2 separate regions of the Homo sapiens genome follow, and region 2 is linked to region 1. A link is an interaction called in ENCODE POLR2A ChIA-PET data of the cell type or tissue named here. Cell type or tissue: PC-3. All regions are shown on one strand. Each heading gives the region's core, and the rest is flanking DNA. Links, peaks and the distances in the headings are about the cores only.

Region 1 (5,366 bases), core at 95-5,094:
TCTATTAAAAATATAAAAATTAACTGGACGTGGTGGCATGTGCCTGTAATCCCAGCTATTCCAGAGGCTGAGGCACAAGAATCTCTTGAACCCAGGAGGTGGAGGTTGCAGTGAGCCGAGATGGCACCACTGCACTCCAGCCTGGGTGATAGAGGAAGACTCTGTCTCAAAAAAAACAAAACAGACTGGGCATGGTGGCTCACGCCTGTAGTCCCAGCACTTTAGGAGGCTTAGGCGGGAGGATCACGAAGTCAGGAGATTGAGACCTCTTGGCCAAAATGGTGAAACCCAGTCTCTACTAAAAATACAAAAATTAGCTGTGATCCCAGCTACTTGGGAGGCTGAGGCAGAAGAATCACTTGAACCCAGGAGGTGGAAGTTGCAGTGAGCCAAGACCACGCCACTGCATTCCAGCATGGTGACAGAGCTAGACTTCATCTCAAAAAACCAAAACAAAACAAAACGAAAACATTGTAGAACCTCTGCATCACTGAACAATGTAGTTCCACAACACTGAAAATTTTATGCAGCAGTTCAATAATTGAAAGCTACTACTAACTTATAAACCCTCTGAAAAAAAAGAGGCTATTCCAAGTCACCTGACAAATAAGCCCATCCTGCGCAAACTGATGCAGTTCTCTTCTGTCATCCAAAGCACACTTATGCAAGGACTCGATATCCATGCCCTCCACCAGGATGAGGGCACTGAAGTAGCTAGAAAGAAAAATAGTATCACCATGTTATATATCCCGTTCTGAAACTCACTAGAGACAAAGGTGAGATATAAGACACTGCGATATCAAAAAAACCTATTGGGCCAGGCATAGTGGCTAACGCCTATAATCCTAACACTTTGAGAGGCAGAGGTGGGAGGATCACTTGAGGCCAGGAGTTCAAGACTATCTTGGACAACAAAGTGACACCCCATCTATACCACACACACACAAAATTAACTGGTATATATCTTTGCTCACAGAGTGACCAGGCCCCCAGTTATGGATATATCCACGGTCATAAATAGAGAAAAAACAAGAAATTTAAAGTCCATAGACTATCACCTGAAAGAGAAGAGCAAGCATATATGCCTTATTTATCACTATCTTGTTAGCATTTGCATAGTGCTTGGCCTACAATAGTTGTTCAACGAATTTTTGTTCAATGAATGAATGAACCCCTTAAATGAAGACAGTAAGTAAAAGAGCAGATTACAATACTCATTTTGAGAGTCCTCTCTCAATCCCAGTCTTTACTCCCTGCATGAAAGGGAACGTGGCAGTAGACCTATTTCCCCACCGATTAAGTGAAAAGTACACCTACCCCCTACCTGCTTACATACCACTATAGTATCAATGCTCTAAACACTGCAAGTTCCATGATGTTCAATTCACTGACTTACCCAATCCGATCTACAAAAGGATCCATAGTCTCATCCACCAGGTGCCTATTGGTCTGCCTACTACCAAATCCTTGCTCTTTAAACATCTTGGTTAATACAAGTAAGTCACTGGGTGCCATCTCAAAGTATGCATAATAAAGGAAAATAATTTCTAGCAGCATGGACTGTTCCCGAAGGCACTGAACAAACCAGCGAGACACTTGGCGCTCTGTCTGTACAACCAATGAAAACAAAATGGGAGAGAAATAACATGAGATTAAAAACAGTACTTAAAGAACATTTTTTAAAGAAAGGGTCTCAATCTGTCACCCAGGATACAGTGCAGTGGCAGATTATGGCTGCTCAAACTGCTACACGCAACTGATCCTCCTACCTCAGCCTCCTAAATAGCTGAGACTACAGGCGCAAGCCACTGCACCTGGTCCGTATTTAATTTTTTTTTTTAAGAGACAGATTTTTTGCTTTTTTTTTAAGAGACAGGGTCTGACTCTATCACCCAGGCTGGAGTGCAGCAGTACAATTATAGCTTATGGCAGCTGCCCTCTCACCTGAGCCTCTCGAGTAGTTAGGACTAAAAGTGAGCACAAACATGCCCAGCTCATTTTTTCTTTTTTTAAATTTTTGGAAGAGAACAGGTCTTGCTATGTTGCACAGGCTGGTTTTGAATTCCTAGCCTCAATCGATCCTCCTGGGAGGCCAAAGCACTGGGATTAAAGGCGTAAGCCACTGTGCCCAGCCAACCAATGTATCTTTTCTTTTGAGAGAGGGTCTCGCTCTGTCACCCAGAGTACACCCAGAGTACACCCACAGCTCACTGCAGCTTTGACCCACCGGGCTCAAGCAATCCTCCTGCCTCAGCCACCCAAGTAGCTGGAACTACAGGTTAGCACCATGTCTAGCTAATTCTTTTAATTTTTTTTTTTTTTTGAGACGAAGTCTCACTCTTATCCCCCAGGCTGGAGTGCAATGGCGCGATCTTGGCTCACTGCAACCTCCGCCTCCCAGGTTCAAGCAATTCTCCTGCCTCAGCCTCCCGAGTAGCTGGGATTACAGGCGCCTGCCACCACGCCCGGCTGATTTTTTTCTTTTTAGTAGAGACAGGGTTTCACTATGTTGGCCAGACTGGTTTCAAACTCCTGACCTCAGGTGATCCGCCCACCTTGGCCTCCCGAGTGCTGGGATTACAGGCGTGAGCCACCGCGCCCAGCCAATTTTTTAAATTTTTTGTAGAAGCAAGGTCTTGCTATGTTGCCAGGGCTGGTCTTGAATTCCTGGGCTCAACCAATCTTCCCACCTTCACCTCACAAAGTGGTGGGATTACAGGCCTGAGCCACCATACACCCAGCTGCAACAATGTATCTTAAAAATTATCTCCTATAAAGGTATAGTAAAAATTTTCTGGACTAGCAGGGTGGCTCACGTCTATAAGCCTAATACTTGAATACTTTGGGAGGCCAAAGTGGGAGGACTGTTTGAGGCCTGGAGTTCAAGACTAGTCTGGGAAACACAGTGAGACTCCATCTCTAGAAAAAGTTTTTAAAAATGAGCCAGGCATAGAGGTGCATGCCTGTAGTCCCAGCTACACTGGAGCCTAAGGCAGGAGAGTCACTTGAGCTGGGGAGGTTGAGGCTGCAGTAGGCTACAATCATGCCCCTGTACCCCAGCCTGGGTGACACAGTGAGACTCTGTCACACACACACACAAAAACCCTCCCTATTTTTAATCCTTTTATTTGCATAATAATTCATTATGTGGATATGCCATAGATTATTCAACCAATACACTCAATATTTTTAACACTACATAGTATTCCACTGCACATAAATGCCATCATTGATTTTACCTGCTCACTTGGATGGATGAGCATTTAGGTTACTACCAATCCCTTGCTAATAAACTCATACTATTCAACTGAAAAAACAACTAGACATTCTTTCCAGGTGTACAGGTACAATCACCAAGAAAGATCATAAGGTAGGCCATAAAACATGAGACAGTAAATTTTAGAAGACTAAAATGACAAAGAATGTGTTCTCTGATAACAGAATCAAATAAAAACATTGAGAACAATAAGATGTTTCGTCTGCTATAGTACTTCACACCTGTAATCCCAGCACTTTGGGAGGCCAAGGTGGTCAGATCCCTTCAGCCCGGGAGTCCAAGACTAGCCTGGGCAACATGGCAAAACCTGCAGCATCTTGTAGTCCTAGCTAGTTGGGAGGCTGAGGTAGGAGGATTACCTGAGCCCAGGAGGTCAAGGCTGCAGTGAGCCGTGATTGTGCCACTAAACTCCAGCCTGGGCAACAGAGAAAGAACCTGTCTCAAAAAAAAAACCCAGATATTTACAAAAAACATCCAATATTTGGACATTAAATCCAGAGAGTCTCACTCTGCGTGACAGTGAGACTTCTAACACATACACACACACAAACACACACACACACACACACACACACAGACACAGAGACAGACAGAGACAGAAATCCATTTAAAAAGGGAGAAAAAACATATACATATATAAAAACTAAAGAACAAGGCTGGGCACACGCACACACACACACACACACACACACACACACACACACACACGGAGGCAGAAATCTATTTTAAAAAAAGAGAGAGAGTCCGGGCGCGGTGGTTCACGCCTGTAATCTCAGCACTTTAGGAGGCCGAGGCAGGCAGATCATGAGGTCAGGAGTTCGAGACCAGCCTGGCCAACATGGTGAGACCCCATCTCTACTAAAAATACAAAAAAAGCTGGGCGTGGTGGTGGGCGCCTGTAATCCCAGCTATTTGGGAGGCTGAGGCAGGAGAATCATTTGAACCCAGGAGGCAGAGGTTGCGGTGAGCCAAGATCACACCATTGCACTCCAGCCTGGGCAACAAGAGTGAAAATTTAAAAAAAAAAAAAAATACACAACAGAAATCAATTAAATATAAAACAGACATTACAATAAAGAAAACTGGCCAGACGTGGTGGCTCACGTCTATAATCCCAGCACTTTGGGAGGCTGAGGGGGCCGGATCACCTGAGCTCAGGAGTTCGAGACCACCCTGGGCAACATGGTGAAACCCTGTCTCTACTAAAATACAAAAAATTAGCTGAGCTTAATAGTGCACACCTGTACTCCCATCTACTTGGGATGCTGAGGCACAAGAATCACTTGAGCCCTAGAAGTGGATGTTGCAGTGAGCCAAGAATGCGCCACTGCACTCCAGTTTGGGCTATAGAGTGAGACTCTGTCTCAAAAAAAAATTTTTTTTAATAAAGAAAATTGAAGACAAAAACTACCATTATCAGAAATGAGTAAGAGCACAGCACTAGACTCTAAAGAGAGTAAAAGCATAAGAAAATAATATGAACAGCCTTATGTAAATAGATTTCACCAATGAAATGAAATGAACAAATTCCTTAAAAGATACAAATTACCAAAACTGTCCCAAATAGAAACAGGAAACTTGAATAGCTCTGTATCAATCAAGGAAAACAATTCAGTATTTAAAACTTTGTTAGAAACTTGATGAAAATTTTAAAAAGAGATAAAAAAATTTTAATCAATAAATAAAAGAATTAAAAACCTTCCCACAAAGAAAACTCCAGACCCAGATGGCTTCACTGGTAAATTCTATCAAACATTTAAGGACAAGCTCCAAAAGGCAGGAGCCATAATAGACAAAACTGACAAAAACATTTATCAAAACTTAAAATTTTGGCCGGGTGAGGAGGCTCATGCCTGTAATCCTAGCACTCTGGGAGGCCGAGACGGGTGGATGACCTGAGGTCAGGAGTGAGACTAGCCTGGCCAACATGGCGAAACCCCATCTCTACTAAAAATAACACAAATTAGGAAGGCGTGGTGGCACATGCCTGTAATCCCAGCTACTCGGGAGGCTGGAGGCAGCAGAATCCCTTGAACCCGGGAGGCAGAGATTACACTTAGCCAACATCGTGCCACTGCACTCCAGCCTG
Region 2 (5,366 bases), core at 215-5,214, 55 kb after region 1:
CTCCAGCCTGGGTGACAGAGTGAGACTCCATCTCAAAAAAATAATAATAGCCTCAAAGCCTAAGTGTACTATGCTTAATTTATAAATTAAACTTTATCATAGGTACCTGTGAATAGCAACGAACAGAACATATAGGGTTCTGCACTACCTGCAGTGCCAGGCATCCACGGGGGACCTTGGACCACATTCCCTGAGGATATGGAGCAATTACTGTTAACAGACGACACCCGTATGCAGCTTAATGTGTGGCAGGCTCACTGTGAGCACTGATACTATTAATTTATTTAACCAGCAAACTACCTATAAATATTCTGTCAATACTCTTCCAATTTTACAGATGGGGTAACTGAGGCCCAAAGACGCTGACTTGTCCAGAGGTTCAGCTGGTAAGTGATGGAGCCAGGATTTGAACCCGGTTCAACAGCCCATGCTCTGGTGAACCGTCCACACTGTTAGCGGAGCAAGGAGCAAACAGGGGGCTGCAGTGGGTTCGTGCTGTCTCCTGGCACACAGGAAGAGCCTCACGTATGCCAGCTTCTTCCCTGCCCTGCTGCGAGGAATCAGCTGGGGCCATGAGTTCTTACTGCGTGTAAGTAAGGCCATGAGTTGAGCCTGCCCGTCCCGAGGCTGCCTCCTTCAGATGGGATGGGCAGGAGGGCAGGAGCCAGGAGCCCTGGGCCTTGATCCCAAGTGAGGATGATGGGGAGATGGCACAGCAGCCCTTCTGAGCTTGCTCTATCACCGCCCCCATTTTCCTGCCAAGGAGACTGAGGCCCAGAGAGATGACACGCCACTCGTCTGAGGTTGCAGCCTCTCCGAAAGGGTCAGGAGAGGATGTACGTCTTATTTCCTCCCACTCAGAGCCCATGCTGTATTTCCCTTCTGCCAAATATGGCACTCAGTTACAGGGTAACTCTGGAAGTCCCTCCCTCTCTGGGCCTCAGTTTCCCCATTTGTAAAAGGCACAGGTTGGACTAGAAACTGAGCTTGGACACTCTGTGGCTGAGGACCGTTTTGCAGACTCGGACCTCAACCTCACGGGCACCTGCTCTCTCCAGCCGCGTTTAGAGAAGGGCCCAGGAGTTCCTGGGGAGCAACGTGGCTTTCCCAGCAGGGAGATAAGCATGGCCAAGGCCCGGCAGAGTGCTTTTTCTTTTTTTTTGGGGGGCGGGGGCGGGGGACGGAGTCTCACTCTGTCACCCAGAGAGTGCAGTGGCGCAATCTTGGCTCACTGTAATCTCCACCTCCCAGGTTCAAGTGATTCTCCTGCCTTAGCCTCCCGAGTAGCTGGGATTACAGCCGCATACCACCATGCCCGGCTAATTTTTGTATTGTTTGCAGAGACGGGGTTTCATTATGTCGGCCAGGCTGGTCTTGAACTCCTGACCTCAGGTGATCTGCCCGCCTCGGCCTCCCAAAGTGTTGGGATTACAGGCGTGAGCCACCATGCCCAGCCCAGGCACAGGGGGTGCTTTCAAAAAGGCTCCTAACCTGTGTATCCTACACTGCCACCACTGTGACCAAGGATCAGGAATGCATTTGGGGTTGGCTTTGAGGTCAGCAGGGGCTGAAGGTCAGAGGGTAGACAGGAAGTGGGCTCTGGAGCACCCAGGGGCCAGAGCCTTCCCAGAAAGACCCCACTCCCACCCCGTGATCTCCTCTGCTGACACATGCAGTGGTCAGGGACAGTGGGAAAGCTCTGGACAGCGAGTGGCAGAGCTCGGGTCCATATGGAGCCTGGCTCTGGAGCCCCCTCCCTGAAAGGCCTCCTCCCCAGAACATGCCCTGCTCTGAGCCAGGGAGCCCTCTCCAGGCCCCAGAGAGAAAAGGGGAGGTACTCTCAGTTGCTCGGCTCCCACCACAGCCACACCCATCCTCTGGACCGATCCTTCTCTGCTGGATTGTCGGATTGTCGCCGGCCCGTGCCCTGGAGGCTTGAAGTTGGTTCCCAATCCCCCAATTGCACCCTCTCCTACCTCCCCAGAGACTTCAGTGGGTCCCCATCGGCACTGAAAGGCCTCAACTCGACCTGATCTTTGAAAAGGACAACTCTCTCAGGAGGCTTCCAGGGCCCCAGCGTTGTCCTTGGCTCTCTGGCCTTCCTGACCAACTGCAGGAAAGCCGCTGTCTCTCTCCTCACTCTGCCTCCATGACCCTGTCCACCCTTAACTCTCTGGCCAAAGTCACCAGTTCCTAATCCAGCCAACTCCCCAGGCCCCATGTGCCCCACGCTCTGGCCTCGCCCTCCTCTTCTGCAGACTCCTGTCCTTCTCCCTCTCTGCTCTCCACAGTGAGCAAGTCAAGGACCCATCTTCACCCATGAGCCTGGAAAGGGTGACTCCTTGGGCTTCAGGTGGATTCAAGATGGTCCCTTGGACATCCCAGAGCCCCAGACACCTGACATGAGACACACCTTGGCCTCTGAAAACCTGTGCTTCCTCCAGTCTCAACAATCCACAAAAAAAAGCTCAAGTCACTCAGACCACCCCCACCATCAACTCCCGTCCCTTTGAATTCCCCCTCCAGCGTCTCCCAGATCCGTCCATGTCTCTCCATCCCTACCTGCCTTGGCCACGCCAGGCCCCGTGGCCTCACCTGATGGCTAATCGTGGTCTCTTAACAGCTCTCTTCCACCTCCCACCTCTCACTCACCCCACCCCACACACTACCGCAAGAGGAACCTCACGCTGCAAGTCAGCTCATTCCTTCACCCACTCAATCACTAGGAATTCGGTAAACACTTGCTTGAACAAAAGAGCTAGGTCTTAGTCATCAGAGCCTATGGGCTGGCAAGGGATCGGCTGTTAAACAAATGAAGAGACAATTGAAACTGAGGTGTAGGACAGGACCCCCCTGCCATCCACACCCCCCCCCATAGCCCCACCTCTGCTCTCCAGGATGCCCACATTCCTGGGCAGCCCATCTCACTGCTCCTCCCCACCAGAACCTCCTGGACTGTCCCTTTCCCCTCCACCTGGCTTCCTCCTCCTCGTTCTTCAGGGGCCTGTTCCTCTGTGTTCCCAGGGACCTGGTGCTCCAGCAGAGCGCCTACGCACTGTGCTAACTGCCTCGTTACTTGGCCTTCTTCATCCCCATGTCCCCGGCGCCTTGCTCCATAGCTGGATTCTAGAAGTGCTCAAAAAACATCTGCACAAAGGCCAGGCGAAGTGGCTCATGCCTGTAATACCAGCACTTTGGGCGGCCAAGGTGGGAGGCTTTGAGGCCAGGAGTTTAAAGACCAGCCTAGAAAACACAGTGAGACCCTGTCTCTACCAAAAAAACAAACAAACAAAACATAACAATTTGCACACATCAGTAAACGAGTGAACGAATGAATACTGTCTTGTCAAGGCTTTCATTAGCAAGAGTATAAATCTGGAGAAACAGCACGCAAGGGCGTGGGCAGGCCACGCCCACCCCTCCTGGTCACCACTGGCCAAGGTGGCTGAGAAGGAGCCATCAAGCCCGAGTGAGGAGGAAGAGGGGCTCAGGCCTCCCACTCAGAATGAGGGGCCTGCCTGGGGTTGGCCCAAGTGAACTGTTTTCCCTATTAAGGCTCTGGTGTTCCAGGGGGTGGGGACAGGATGTGATTAAGCCATGTGCTAAACAGGGTGTCCAGAGGGTCTCCTTCCTCTGGGACAGCGTGCTTGCCGCCAGCTCCTTTCCTGAGGGGTGACCTCAGCCAGCAGGCATGACACTAACAGGCAAGCTTGGCGGGAGGAGCTGGGGGTGGGGGACAGGATGGGGAGCCAGGCTGGAGGCTTGAACCCTCCCCCAACCAGGAGGACAGCCCCAGCACAGCACCCGGGACAGGGCAGGAATGGCAGGAGCTGTGAGGAAGTCCCAGCTTATCAAGGGCAGCACTGTGCTATGGGGAAGCCACAGGGTCTCCCCCTCCACAGATTAAAGAAGGGCTGGGTTTGTTCTGTGCTTCCCAAATGTGGCTTCTCCCCAGGGGACTCCAGTTTTCCTATTCAGTGGGCCTGTCCCGAAACTACAAGAGAAAACCCTGCCCTGGTCCACTCTCCCACTGTGCTCAAGTCATAATATGGGGTGGCCGGAGATAAGGACTTGTCAAAATCCCTGATACATGTGGGTTGCAGGTTGCTCTGCAGTAAGGGAGCCCTGGGGAAGAGGGGAGGAAGGCTTCCAAGCCAGCAGGCATCTGGAGGGCCTGAAGCATCTAGTCTGAGTGATGCTGGAGAAGGTGTGTCCTGTCCTGGGGCCCAGGAGGACAGACAGGGCATTCCAGGGGCCACCTCCCTCCGTGCCTGAGGATACTATAGACAGACCGGGCATTCCAGGGGCCACCTCCCTCCGTGCCTGAGGATGCTATAGACAGACCCTGTTGGGAGGACTCAGCAGGTTGGTGGAAGGAGGACAGGTGCATCATGCCTGGCACAGGGCGAACACAGAGCAGGTGCCCACGAAACCAACAGGGACTGCACCGTGGGGCTGCTGCATGGCAGATGCACCCAACAGCAACAACCGAACTAAGAAACGCGGGTTGCCACACGGAGGCTGCAGAGGGGAGGGTGCTTAGTGAAAATGCTCTATGAGCTGCACGCTTTTTATAAGCAGGAGTGGTTTTCCTATTTGGCTCACTGCTGCTGGACCACCCTGTAAGTAAGTTCCCCCAAATAAACCCCATGTTTCAATGGCCGGCTCCAGGGCTCTTCATTTTACTTTGAGACTGGGTCTCACTCTATTGCCCAGGCTGAAGTACAGTGGTACAACCATAGCTCACTGCAGTCTTGAACTCCTAGGCTGAAGCGATCCTGCCTCAGCCTCCCAAATAGCTGGGACTACAGGCACATGCCACCATGCCTGGATCATTTCTGTATTTTTGGTAGAGATGGGGTTTCCCTATGTTGCCCAGGCTGGTCTCGAACTCCTGAGCTCAAGTGACCGCCCCACCTTGGCTTCCCTAAGTGCTCGGATTACAGGTTTGACCCACTGGGCCTGGTCAACTCCGAGTCTCTTCTTCAGCCTCCTGAACCTGGTGGCATCCCTAGTGAAGTTCACAGGGGCCCGGCACGACAGCTGCTGCTGTGTCGGGGGCAGAAGGGTGGCTGGCTGGGCTCTCCCTTGTCTCCCAGCGCCTGGCCTCAGGCTTCCTCCACCACATGTCTCACTACAGGAATCTCCACCTGGATGTGAGGCCCAGGAAAACCTGCAGGTCCCCAGGACGGGTGGAAGAGGGACGTTCCCCACAATGGCAGTGGCTTTGTTTCCATTTCGGAGGCCAGACCACAGAGCCACAGGAGTACCCAGCCCTCCATCCACACTGCCTGCCTCCACCAAGGGGCCCTTGGATGGGGGCTTCCCCAGCCAGGTAAGAGACTGGCACCCACAGACCACCAACA

What was found. ChIA-PET counts read pairs that join two places held together with the same protein. Peaks named below come from ENCODE experiments on the same cell type or tissue, not always from the same donor. Only the 100,000 strongest peaks of a DNase experiment are listed, where the experiment ranks them.
Region 2: POLR2A ChIA-PET joins it to region 1 with 10 read pairs; 10 of 35 experiments call an interaction of 5 or more read pairs at or near these places.

Annotation. Positions count from the first base shown.
Region 1 is chr9:128,964,748-128,970,113 of GRCh38, reverse strand. It overlaps NUP188 (nucleoporin 188), which reads right to left. Exons shown (of 44, transcript NM_015354.3): 9 at 1,397-1,608; 10 at 600-714. Among named protein-coding and RNA genes, the nearest start is that of NUP188, 20 kb to the right of the region's middle. In PC-3, for the core only: no CTCF peak of the experiment used is centred there; no DNase peak of the experiment used is centred there.
Region 2 is chr9:128,910,013-128,915,378 of GRCh38, reverse strand. All of the region lies in intron 3 of LRRC8A (leucine rich repeat containing 8 VRAC subunit A), which reads right to left. It overlaps LOC101929291 (a long non-coding RNA gene), which reads left to right. Exons shown (of 4, transcript XR_007061808.1): 2 at 338-386; 3 at 5,141-5,335. Among named protein-coding and RNA genes, the nearest start is that of PHYHD1, 8.3 kb to the left of the region's middle. RefSeq lists an enhancer at 4,854-5,366. In PC-3, for the core only: no CTCF peak of the experiment used is centred there; DNase peaks (open chromatin) are centred at 2,748 and 3,618; H3K27ac peaks cover 3,017 bases.